Linked DNA regions of Homo sapiens: region 2 is linked to region 1. The links are chromatin contacts, found by Hi-C in ENCODE. All regions are on one chromosome and are shown on one strand. The core of a region is the stretch at or near the end of the contact, and the rest is flanking DNA. Distances in the headings are between cores, read along the strand shown.

Region 1 (6,077 bases), core at 2,298-4,797:
GGAAAACCATTTTTTTGTCCTCTCCAGCTTCTAGACACCTCTCACACCCCTTGTCTCCTGGCTCCATCCTCCATCTTCAAACCCAGCATTGTCGTATCTCTCTCTGACTTTCTTCCAGTCACATCTTCCTCCAACAAGCTCTTGTCTTCTGTTTCCCTATTCCTTTTAAGGACCCTTGTAATTACATTGGGCCCAATGGGATAACTCAGGATAATTACCCTATTTTAAGGTCAATTGATTTGCAATCTTAATTCCATCTGCAACTTTAATTTCCCTTTGCCATGTAACCTAATGTATTCACAGGTTCCTGGCATGAGAATGTAAACATCTTTGGAGGCCCATTATTCTGCCTACCACACCAAGACAGTGTTCTTTTTCCATTTACTAACTTCAATTTTCCAAAAACACCTTAGTTCTCTTACAGTTTCTCAATACTAGGAAAAGAAACCATTGGAGAATAACAGTATAAGATTACTGGTAGCAACAATGTGTATTTCAGTTTTTGACCATAAGCTCTGAATCTACTGGAATGACCCTCATACCCAAGGAGAGAAATGAATACAGCCAGAATGGCCACTGCCACATAATCATCTGCTCCTGGATGCATAGAGCCTGAGATTCCTGACTCAGATCCTGGTAAACTGAAGCCATGGAATATGGAATCCAACTGTGGCTATCAGGATAAATGATTCCTGCAATCCAAGTTGGCTAGAAAAAAGGGCCTTCACATTACAATTTTAAAAAGTTAAACTCTTGCAAAATTACTCCAATAAACTTAGACTCATTAATATTGTACAAGGCACTAGGTAATAAAGTTTACGGTCTTTTTAACATTAAAAGTGAAAAGTAAAATGGCTAAATTATAGTAGCCTAATCATTTCATGCCATTACTGAGGATTGACAGGTTGGTTGTTTTAACAGCTGTACAATGCTTAAGCTCTAAGGATTCTAAATCTCAAATAATAAAAAGAATAACACTTTGCATGAATGTTTTTATGAATATATCTCAGACATACTTTCTCACAGGCACTCTTTGTTAAAGATAATTATTATGTTTCAATCAGGAGCCACAGAGTAAAAAATTACAACGCTGGCTAAAGGTCCTATACAATCTGAAGCTAAATATGAAGCAAAGTAAATGTTTCACATTTGAATCTACTGTCTGACTTCTGGGATAGAAAAAGTCCTGTATGGTGATTAGTATTTAAAACAGGCAAGTCCAATCATTGAATGCTAAAAGATAAATTATATGACAGCATATCAAGCTGACTCTACTATGGTTTCATGTCACACAAAGGTTATGAGAGGTATATCATTTCTTCTGAGCCTTGTTTTTCAATGCACAGTAAGCAATGCTAATTATGAAAAGCAGGCATCTCTTGGGTTAACCAACACCCTCAATTTCTACCTCTGTTCACCTGCTGACCCCTGCCTTGCTCCCACAACACAGCATCTACTGCAAGAGTGATGCTGAGGGCTGTTTCTAGAACCTATGGCTCCCACAGCATCTCTGTATTCTTGCCCAGCACTGCTCTTTAGCAACATTCAAATAGGCCAGCTCTAAGTAAGATCTGACTTAGGAATGGGATAAGGCAGTGTCCCAAAAGGAGTTTTGCTCACATAGCCCCTCAAAGAATTCTGAAAATCTATGCACATATTTTTAAATAACATCTCAACATCCTTAACATAGTTAAGTGTAAACACTTGAAAAAGGGACATCTTTCTGGCGCTCTATGGGTGGTATGCTTGCTTCATATACATATGCATCAGAACCTCAGGGTTGCAGATTTAGCTCATTCAGTATACAGAAAATGTCTGCTACACAACATAATTGGCAAAGCCAATCCTCATTGACAAGCCAATCAACCCAATAAGACTTTCTGTCAAGGCAACTCCGACATTGTTGTTCAATCAAATATAAAGATAGCCCTGGTGACAACCATCTATCTTCTGGAAGCTAAAAGGAACAGACAGAAAAGCACACCTCAGAGTCTTGTCACGGGCTCCTCACTTGGATGAATGGGGAGAATGAAAGGAGAACTGGCAGGCATCACGCATGTTCAGAGGGAAATTAGTTTCAAGCAGAGTTGGAAGATGAGGATCTGAAAATTAAAACCCTTGCAACATTCTATACCCTGTGAAGTCTTGTGGGCCTAAGGGTATGTGCACAGTTTGGAGACTGCTGGGCAACAGAATTGAAATTCCACTCTGAAAGTATCTAATATAATGCAAATATAAGGTGTTATTTTTAAACCAAAAGCCTCTCTGCATTTCTTTGAGGCATCCTAAGCCTTTGGAAATTTTTAAAACAGGTATCATGTTCTCTTCATCAGAATGGAGGGTCAACAAGAGATTATAATCTTGCTGGTGTAGCCAACCAACTGTATAGTCTTGGATAAACAGTTCAGGGAGTCCCAGGAATTGGTTCTACAATTTCTCTGAGTGCTTTAGAACTTCATTGCTTTTGTTTTAAGCCTCTTCCTAATAATCTTTTAGCGTGTGTCTTAGTCACCTTTACCCTGAAATTCCTAGGTCCATCCATGAGTTCATTATTGGGCCTTATGCCCATGTTCTGTTCTCCAGGGAGGTTGAAGAGGGCCTTTTAGTGCCAGAAATAGAAAAACTTTCAAAATGATATACTAATAATAACCTGCACCTGTCAAGATTATCATATTGTGCCAACAGAGGAGCTGCTTATGCAAACTACTGTAAATTTGTACATGGGAAGACAGAGAAGTGTGTACAGTCACCTTGGAAATGCACTTTGAACATCTCTGTCTCCTAATATGTACGGGGTAAAGGTTGAAAGTAAATTATTGACAATGGGGGAAAAAAACAGATGCAAAGAAGACAACTTTATTAGGTGCTTTCTCTCCCTTATGAGAAGGATTTGGTTCTTTCAGGTGAAGTTCCAAATCACTAGACAATACCCAGTTTCCTTCAGTTGCAACAAGTTCATCCCACGGTGGGTGCTCTGAAAAGCACCTTGAGGGCGAATGGGTCTCAGGCCATTCAGGATCAGGTCCGATGCTTTTGTTGAAGATTCTTCCCGTGTCACCTCTTAGAAGCAGTTCGGTGTCCCCCTCCAAAGAGCCCACCACCTGGCTGCGCCCCACCTCCATTTGTCCCCCAGTTGCCAGGTAAGGGTACCCAGCTACCAGGTAACGGTGAGTGGTTCAGAAGGTGCCGCTGCGGGGGCAGCCAGGCCTTCACACGCAATCACTGGGGAAGAGGCGAGGACACGGGTGGATGCTGGAGGCGCGCACGTGCGCAGGTGCTCGCGCATCCACACACACACACACACACACACACACACACGCACACACAGGCACGGGGTGCGGGGCGAGCAGGGGGAGGGGACGGCCTTACCAGATCAATGAACGTCAGGAATTTCCAGCTCCCTCCGTAGGTCTGGTGTGAGGGCATTTCGATGGCCTTGTAGTTACACAGGATAGAGCAGTAAGACAGCAGGATTGCCATCCGCAGCACCTGGCAGGGGACAAGCGCCATGTTCGCCAGAGGCCTGGACCGGCTGGGCGGCAAGGAGGGCGGGCGTGAGGGAGGCGCCGGGCGCGCGGGGGCGGGCGCCGTGGGAACCCGGGCGCGGGCGCGGGCGCGGGGCGGGGCGGGGCGGGGGCGGGGGCGGGGGCGGGGCGCGCGCCCCCGGGGACTGGCGCGGCCGCGAGCGCCCGGGTGACCTGTACTGGCCGGGCGCGGTTTGCGGACGCTCTCCACTGCCGGCCGCGGCCTGGCAGGCGGCGTGTCGTCATCTCTTTCGTCACCTTCGTCATTCTGCTCCTGCGTTCGCAGGGTCCCGGGACACCCGGCCAGGAGGCGCCCCCTAGGCATCCCAGGTGTGGATGCGACCTCTGAGTGCTACGAGGGCTCGGGAAGTGCGCGCTGATCTCCAGGGGGAAGCGGGCCCTGTGGCTAGTGGGCGCCGGGCCGGGCGAGGGGGCGGGGAACCTAGACTGAAGGAGTGGACCCCAGTGTCCACAAATGTTCCCGCCCCGGAATCGCGGTGACGCTTCCTGGGGTAGTTGCAGTTGGCCGAGAGCTGGTGCCCCGTGCGGAGGGATCCGGTGGGGGTGTGAACGTGGGGTGTAAACCCGAGCACAGGCAGCCGCGAGTGACTTTCAGTATTTTGGGGCAATAAGGTTTTCAGTGTTGACAAACGACTGTCAATCACTAGGAAACTCTCTCAATTCTGCTTTCAATGGGTAGGCTACGCAGCACTTTTCCATGACAGATTGAATAATGTCATATCAGTATATAACATCAGCTAGAATATGAACTTTGGACAAGAGGTTTATAGATAAAAAGCTATAAAGAAAGGATTTTCAAATAACTTTCTGCCACAAGATTGCATTCAGCTTTAAAAAATTCCAATTTTGGATGTAAAACCCCTGCGTGTAATTTAATACTAATCATCTGGTTGTTAAACTGGTTTTGCCCTTACTTTTTTCTTACACTACACTACCAGGGCTTAATGGAAGGAAAATAAATATAAACTGGAGTCCCTCCTGCCTTCCAGTAAATGTTGTCACACTGAAGTTGCATCAGTCTGTGGGCAACATTTTCATTTCAGCCAACCAGTTGCAGGTTCGGATTATGAAAAGGCAACATAGGTATTTCCTGTGGATCCATTTAAAACAGGTGTCCTCTTCAAATAGTCTCTGAGTCAGAGGATGTGGAGGGAGGGCTGGTGGGGAGAAGCATAGTGCTAGAGGTAAAGAGAAAGTAGCAAGCAAGCCATGGATGTTTTCCTGAATGTTTCCAATCAAGCTCTAAACTAAAATGAAGAGACCCACTAGATTTTTTTAATTGGCATTATAATTATGCTAATAGAACTGATGTCAGAAGAAGATTCTACTAGCATTAAAACGATGTATTATTGATGATTTTTGGTTAAATCTTAATGTAAAAGTTGGCTTTATTTTTTTAATTGTGCATCCTTGGTACATGGTTATAAACTGCCAAAAAAATAAAAATAAAAAAGAGTAGATCTATTGAAGATCTACCTACCTTAATAATGTGTCTGGAATTGGTTCCTGCCGGTAGATTAGTGGTCTCAGTGACTTCAAGAATGAAGCGGCAGACCTTGGTGGTAAGTGTTACAGCTCTTAAAGATGGCACAGACCCAGAGTGAGCGATAGCAAGGTTTATTGTGAAGAGTGAAAGGACAAAGCTTCCACAGCATGAAAGGGGACTGGAGCGGGTTGCTGCTGCTGGCTGGGGTGGCCAGCTTTTATTCCCTTATTGTCCTCTCCAGTGTTCTGTTTCTGTCCTATGAGAGTGCCCTTTTTTCAGTCCTCCCTGCGATTGGCTACTTTTAAAATCTTGCTGATTGGTGCGTTTTACAGAGTGCTGATTAGTGTGTTTTACAGAGTGCTGATTGGTGCTTTTTACAGAGCGCTGATTGGTGCATTTTACACTCCTCTTGTAAGACAGGCAAGTTCCCCAAGTCCCCACTTGTCTCAGGAGGTCCAGCTGGCCTCACCTCTCAATAGAGCCTTAATAAAGTTTTATGAGTTAATGTGATATTTGCAAAGTTTGATATACCCTTCCTACTTTACATGTTAGACAATTATTAAGACTCCCCAACCCCATTGTTACAAAATGAAATAATATTTTCATAAAGCCATTTTTAATGGTCAGGTTTTTTGTTTTGTTTTTCTTTTTGTTTTTTTGTGAGACAGAGTCTAGCTCTGTCACCCAGGCGGAAGTGCAGTGGCATGATCTCAGCTCACTGCAACCTCTGCCTCCTGGGTTCAACTATTCTCCTGCCTCAGCCTCCCAAGTAGCTGGGACTACAGGCGCATGCCACCACACCTGGCTAATTTTTTTTGTATCTTTAGTAGAGATGGGGTTTCACCATGTTGGCCAGGTTGGTCTTGAACTCCTGACTTCAAATGATCCACCTGCCTCGGCCTCCCAAAGTGCTGGGATTACAGGTGTGAGTCACTGCGCCCGACCAGTTTCTTTTAAATAAATAACTATAACTCTTAATTAAGTATTTAGAACCTATTCTGCTGGGTTTGCTTTTGTTTTTTCATGATTTGCCAACCATGATCAGA
Region 2 (6,077 bases), core at 1,237-3,736, 450 kb before region 1:
CAGTTCACAGTATCATTGTCACTGTGAATATTGTCTTTTGCACTTATTACACAAACTTCTGATTAGAGAGGATGTCAAGGCATAGTGGCTGAGAAGCCCATATTTTTGTTCAAGTGTGCCCCAGGGTTCAGTGGCCACTGAGGCCCTAGATCATTCTGGGTTCCACAAACTCAATAATAAATATTTGTCAGCCCAGGCACCGTGGCTCATGCCTGTAATCCCAGCACTTTGAGAGGCTGAGGCAGGAGGATGACTTGAGATCAGGGGTTCAAAACCAGCCTTGCCAACATGGTGAAAATACAAAAGTTAGCTGGAGGTTGGGGTCTGTAATCCCAGCTACTCGGGAGGCTGAGACACGATAATTGCTTGAATCCCCGGGGGTGGAGGTGGCAGTGAGTCAACACTGTGCCACTGCACTCCAGCCTGGGCAACAGAACCAGACTCTGTCTCAAATAAAAAAAAATTGTCATCTTTATCACAAACTGGAGCTATTGCAATTGGATTCGTTGAGCCCTTTCCTCTAGAACACCCTCACTGTAAAAAAACAAAACAAAATTGGGGACTCTTACGGTGGAGCTGTGGCCCCGGGGGGCCATCTGGCATGTCATGGAGAGGAAAAATGCCCCTACACCTGCAGTGACAGCGCCCTCTGCTGCTCCCATCTCTCTGCAGAGATGGGTTGGGATAATGCAGGCAACAGCCACTTAGTGTCAAGTTCTTCACTCAATAATTAGAACCCCAGTTCACTGGAGAGCTTCAACAAACATTTTGAGTGCTGCTTTTCTGCTGTAATTGTAGGCACTACAGAAAAGAAGGTCATTATGAATGCCCTCAAAAAGCTCACAGTCTGATGGGAAATCAGACCTGTACCACCTAGCTACTAGAGGATGCGTGAAATCCTATGTGTGCTTGGAAGGAGGTGTTATGAAGCAGATCAGGGAAAGTACAACATTCTGGGAGGGAAGGGTGGTGGCAGAAAGCTTCACAAAAGAAGCAGCATTTGAATTGGCTCATTGAAGGGTAATGATTTCATGGGGGCAGAAGCAGTTGAGGATTCTGGCTTTACTTTGAAAACACTTACGAGGTGGAGGAGAGGCTGGGCTTGGTGGCTCATGCCTGTAATTCTAGCACTTTGGGAGGCCAAGGCGGGCAGATCACCTGAGGTCAAGAGTTTGAGACCAGCTTGTCCAACATGGTGAAACCCTGTCTCTACTAAAAAAGAAAAGAAAAATACAAAAATTAGTCTGGCACAGTGGCATGTGCCTGTAGTCCCAGCTACTCTGGAGGCTGAGGCAGGAGAATCCTTGAACCCGGGAGGCAGAGGCTGCAGTGAGCCTAGATCATGTTACTGCACTCAAGCCTGGGCGAGAGAGCGAGACTCTGTCTCAAAAACAAACAAACAAACAAACAAACAAACAAACAAACAAACCAAACAAGAGGTGGAGGTGATAAGCTTCCCAAATATCCTTTTGATTAATCTTTCCAAGTTGCTGGCCTTTTTTCCCAAGCTTGCAGGTTTCTTAAACATTCATTCCACTGGTTTCACCTGTCTCAGATCATCTCCTTGTTCAATGCAGTGGTTCTCAGGAAAGTTTGGACCACCAATCAGAAACATCACAATTTTGTTTTCTTTCTTTTTTTTTTTTTTTTTGAGATGGAGTCTCACTCTGTAGCCCAGGCTGGAGTGCAGTGGCACCGTCTCTGCTCACTGTAACTGCCTCCCGGGTTCAAGCGATTCTCCTGCCTCAGCCTCCCGAGTAACTGGGACTACAGGCGTCCGCCACCACGTCCCGCTAATTTTTTGTATTTTTAGTAGGGACGGGGTTTCACCGTGTTAGTCAGGATGGTCTCGATCTTCTGACCTTGTGATCCGCCCGCCTCGGCCTCCCAAAGTGTTGGGATTACAGGAGTGAGCCACCGCGCCCGGCCCAACATCAGAACATCCTAGAAGTAGGAACTGGGTAGAAACGCAAATTCTTGGGCCCCAACCTAACTGCTGAATCTGAAGCTCTTGGAATTTCATCTGATACAAATTCAAGGTTGACAACCACGGTTCTAACATGCAGGATCTTGGGAGCTGATACAGAGGCCGAGAAGGATCTAGGTTGCTTTCCATGTTCCATCATGGCGAGACCCGGCTGAAGTTCCTGCCTTGACCTTCTCGTGCACGCTTCGGACGTGTGGAGCAGCCACCAGGGTGGGCTGGGGGCATTGTCTTCTTGGGCAGTTTCTTGGTCAGGGTCGTGTCTGCTTGAGGGCAGAGGCGCTGGCCACAAGGCCCTGACTCAGACTCATATTTTCCCCTCAAGAGGACAGAGCCTTAGCAAAGCCGTCCCAGCTGGCTTTGGGGTAATGCTGGCCTTAGTTATGCTGAGCGATGCAGCCCTCCTGAGGTCATTCGGAACGCCCGGGAGAGTGGCCACTCCCGCCCCAGAGGGGGAAGGGTGGCCGGTTTCCAAGTCCGACTTGGTCAGGTGACCGCGGCGCGGCATACTCAGCGGCAGAGACGGAAGAACAGCGCTCCCGAGGCCGCGGGAGCCTGCAGAGAGGACAGCCGGCCTGCGCCGGGACATGCGGCCCCAGGAGCTCCCCAGGCTCGCGTTCCCGTTGCTGCTGTTGCTGTTGCTGCTGCTGCCGCCGCCGCCGTGCCCTGCCCACAGCGCCACGCGCTTCGACCCCACCTGGGAGTCCCTGGACGCCCGCCAGCTGCCCGCGTGGTTTGACCAGGCCAAGTTCGGCATCTTCATCCACTGGGGAGTGTTTTCCGTGCCCAGCTTCGGTAGCGAGTGGTTCTGGTGAGTGCGCTCCCTTTTGTCTCGTCTGCCGCGCTTTTGTCCCCACCCGCAGCCTCCAGCCACCACCCAGCGGGCCTGGTTCGCCGCCTGGTGCTGCCTGCACCCTCGTCGGTTTCACCTCCCACTGCGTTACCCGCGTTTCGCACTTCCGGGTGTCGAATATGTGGTTTCCTGCCTAAGTGCTTCTGCTGGATGAACAGGGAATTTTTCTTCCGTGTGACTGTAAGAGTTTTCAGATACTCCTGACTCCTCAGCTTCTTCATAGTTGCGCATATTAAGCTGTAGTTATGACACTACAACATCGAGCTACTACAGACATTCATCAGTTTGTGCAGGGGCATCACACGAGCGGTGACTCAGGCACAATGGCCTATGGTTGCTCTGCTGCTACCTGCCAATTTACAGTCGTTCTGCCATGAAGTTATGGTTAAAACATAGTCATGAGTATGTGAAACGACTGTTCATTGAACACCATTGGCTACTTAATGTTAACATGTTACCCATGTGTGGCTCTAGGAACTTTTTAAAGAGGTTCTAGAATGGTACTCTTAACACAACCCAGTTATCATACTGCCGTATGAAAGGTGCTACACAAAAATCTGTGCGTTAGATTTTACCTTGAGATCTATGTGAAAATGTGCATGTAATTTCTTAAACTGTTGCACATGTCTTTTCTGACTAAATGCTACAAGTATTAAGTCCTTCAAAACAGAAATATTTTGTGTGCATATATAGAAACATACACATAATATATTCTTTTTTTTTTTTTTTTGAGACATAGTCTCATTCTGTCACCCAGGCTGGAGTGCAGTGGCACCATCTCGGCTCACTGCAACCTTCGCCGCCCGGGTTCAAACGATTCTCGCGCCTTAGCCTCCTGAGTAGCTGGGACTACAGGCGCACGCCACCATGCCTGGCCAATTTTTTTGTATTTTTTAGTAGAAACGGGGTTTTGCCATGTTAGCCAGGCTGGTCTTGAACTCCTGACCTCAGGTGATCCGCGGTGGCTCATACCTGTAATTCCAGGACTTTGGGACACATAATATATTCTTAAGTAAAAGAACGGAATCATTAAACAGTATTTATTTGAATCAACTATATACTACATAAATAGTATACATCCAAATTAACATACTATATTTAGTAGACACAATACAGAGTATGAACTATATATTATATTAACATTACATAGTATACATGGTACCATGCTCTACTCTAGGGGTAGAAAAATTACACCTCCATTCTGTTAGGGTCTCTGCTGGGTCCAAGAATTAAATTGACATTGTGTGACTAAATTATGTGGGGAGACTTAAATAATAAATTTTAGCAAGTTCTGTACAGTATTCTACTTCTTGTCTTTGAAGCTTAGGATGTTGCCTTTCCTTCTAGTACAGAGTGCCTTTCATACTGGAATTTCATCTTCTCTCCTAAGAAACAGCACAAAGGGCAAAGTGCTCTTCATGCACCTGCTATTTTTCGAGTTTCTTTACCTTTAAAAATGTGCCAAAATAGCATATTTTAACCCTTTCATGACAAAGAAATTGACTACCTGCAACCAGTAACCTTTCTTATTGGTAGGTCAATTGATGTAAAAAATAAAACTGGATAAGCTATGGAGAATTATTCATATTTTAAATAATTCACCTTCTAAAACAGAGACTCTTTATTCTTATGCCAAAACATAGCTACTTCAAAAAGATGTTACAAATCTTTATTTGCATGTTTTGGGCTGTAAGGAATCTTGAGCTTGTTTTGGAAATATTTTAGATTAGTGTGGTACATAATTAACAACTTTCTTCCCCCTAAATTGTATCTTATATTATCATTTTGTTCAACCATGAAGATTAGGTAAAGATATATTGGTGCCAAAGAGGATTTGACATTTTTGACTGAGACTAGTACTATGCCAAAATAAAACAGCTAGTTTTGAGTCATTTTATTCTTTGCTATGAATAACTTCATTTTCTACAGATAAACCCATGGTTATTTTGACCTAGAATAATAAAGATACTTCTCATACTAAACAAAATAGAGAACAGATTCCTGATGATCTGAAAATGCATTAACCCTGTGGAAGATTCTTTAATTACCTGTGATTTCCCTTTGTATCCTCTGCTCCTCACTCTCAATTTGACTTTCGGGGAATCAACAGTATAGATGAGTATATGTGACTGTTTTAAATGTCTATTAAAAACCAAATATAAATGATAGACCTTTACCATAAATGCCTCTTTTCATCTCTCAGCATGAAATTCAAGTCTAGACTGTAGGGGACAGTGCAGGTTCAAATTAGATGATGCTAGGAGAAATTCCTTATTCTTGTTCAACTTTCTGAATGTCCCAGTTTCTCTTTTGCAGTTCAATTTAAAATGTAATGCCCGTAGTCCCAGATACTCAGGAGGGTGAGGTGGGACGATCGCTTGAGCCCAGGAGTTCAAGGCTGTGGTGTGGTATGATCATGACACTGCACTCCAAACTGGGTAATGGAGCAAGACCCTGTCTCAACCAATCAATTAATCAATAATAAATAAATAAATAATAAAAATGCTTCAAGGATTTTAAACCCAACTAAAAGGTATAATGATAGGGGCTTGTTATCTCACATAACAGGAAATTTAGAGTAGTCGGTTCATTGATGAAATCAAAGACACGGGCTCTTTCTTTCATCCTCAGCCTGGGGACTTGTCCCTTCATGGTCACAGGATGGCAGCCAGGCACCATAACTTCACACAACCCTGCCCAAAGGCAGGAAGGCCAGTGTCTCTTTTCATTAGGAGGGAAACCATTTCCACAGTCCCCAAAGTTGGCTTTCCCTCAAGTTCCCTTGGCCAGCATGGATCTCACATCCCTGTCGCAGCTGTAGTGGAAGCTGGGAAATTACGTAAATACGACTTTTGGGCAGGCAAACAGCATGCCTGCCGCATAGTATGCCCTTCAATTATTTCTTCTTAGCAGAGTCTCCTGATCGTCTTGGGAAATATAGTGCTGATTATGGATTTGCTTATCCTGTAGAAATACTCATATGAAAGGAATGGTGATAGAAAAAGCAGGAGGTGGGTCAAAAATGGGGGTTGCATCTATTTCATGAGGATAGTTACTGCTGTGTTTATCTAAAATGTGTAGATGTGCTTTTCCTCATGAAGTCTTGCTTACGCAGTTTAGGGTCAATATACCATTGCTTAGAATGAATGCGTATAGCAAGTAATTGTTGAAGGTTGAGTCCATTTATTAAAATAACAGCATCTTTTTAATTTTACTTTTGCCTCCCTTTCTGTCCTGTGC

Evidence for each region. A loop is a pair of places that touch in the nucleus more often than their neighbours do. Pooled maps may share reads with other maps.
Region 2: a loop to region 1 is called in a map of naive thymus-derived CD4-positive, alpha-beta T cell, with 2.2 times the contacts of the local background. The contact joins the promoter of FUCA2 here to the promoter of AIG1 in region 1. A Hi-C loop is called at or near these places in 1 of 168 maps with a recorded cell type or tissue (naive thymus-derived CD4-positive, alpha-beta T cell), 1 of 37 single-sample maps with no recorded cell type and 13 of 50 pooled maps.

What each region holds. Positions count from the first base shown.
Region 1 is chr6:143,058,359-143,064,435 of GRCh38, reverse strand. It overlaps AIG1 (androgen induced 1), which reads right to left and starts at 3,547. Exons shown (of 6, transcript NM_016108.4): 1 at 3,370-3,547. The coding sequence starts at 3,510. RefSeq lists enhancers at 3,008-3,057, 3,658-3,787, 3,613-4,551 and silencers at 3,248-3,317, 3,568-3,657.
Region 2 is chr6:143,508,129-143,514,205 of GRCh38, reverse strand. It overlaps FUCA2 (alpha-L-fucosidase 2), which reads left to right and starts at 2,486. Exons shown (of 7, transcript NM_032020.5): 1 at 2,486-2,795. The coding sequence starts at 2,572. LOC105378035 (a long non-coding RNA gene) reads right to left here and starts at 2,421. Exons shown (of 4, transcript XR_007059796.1): 1 at 1,430-2,421; 2 at 1-1,212. RefSeq lists enhancers at 1,526-2,186, 2,208-2,387, 2,498-2,627, 2,187-2,849 and a silencer at 3,050-3,253.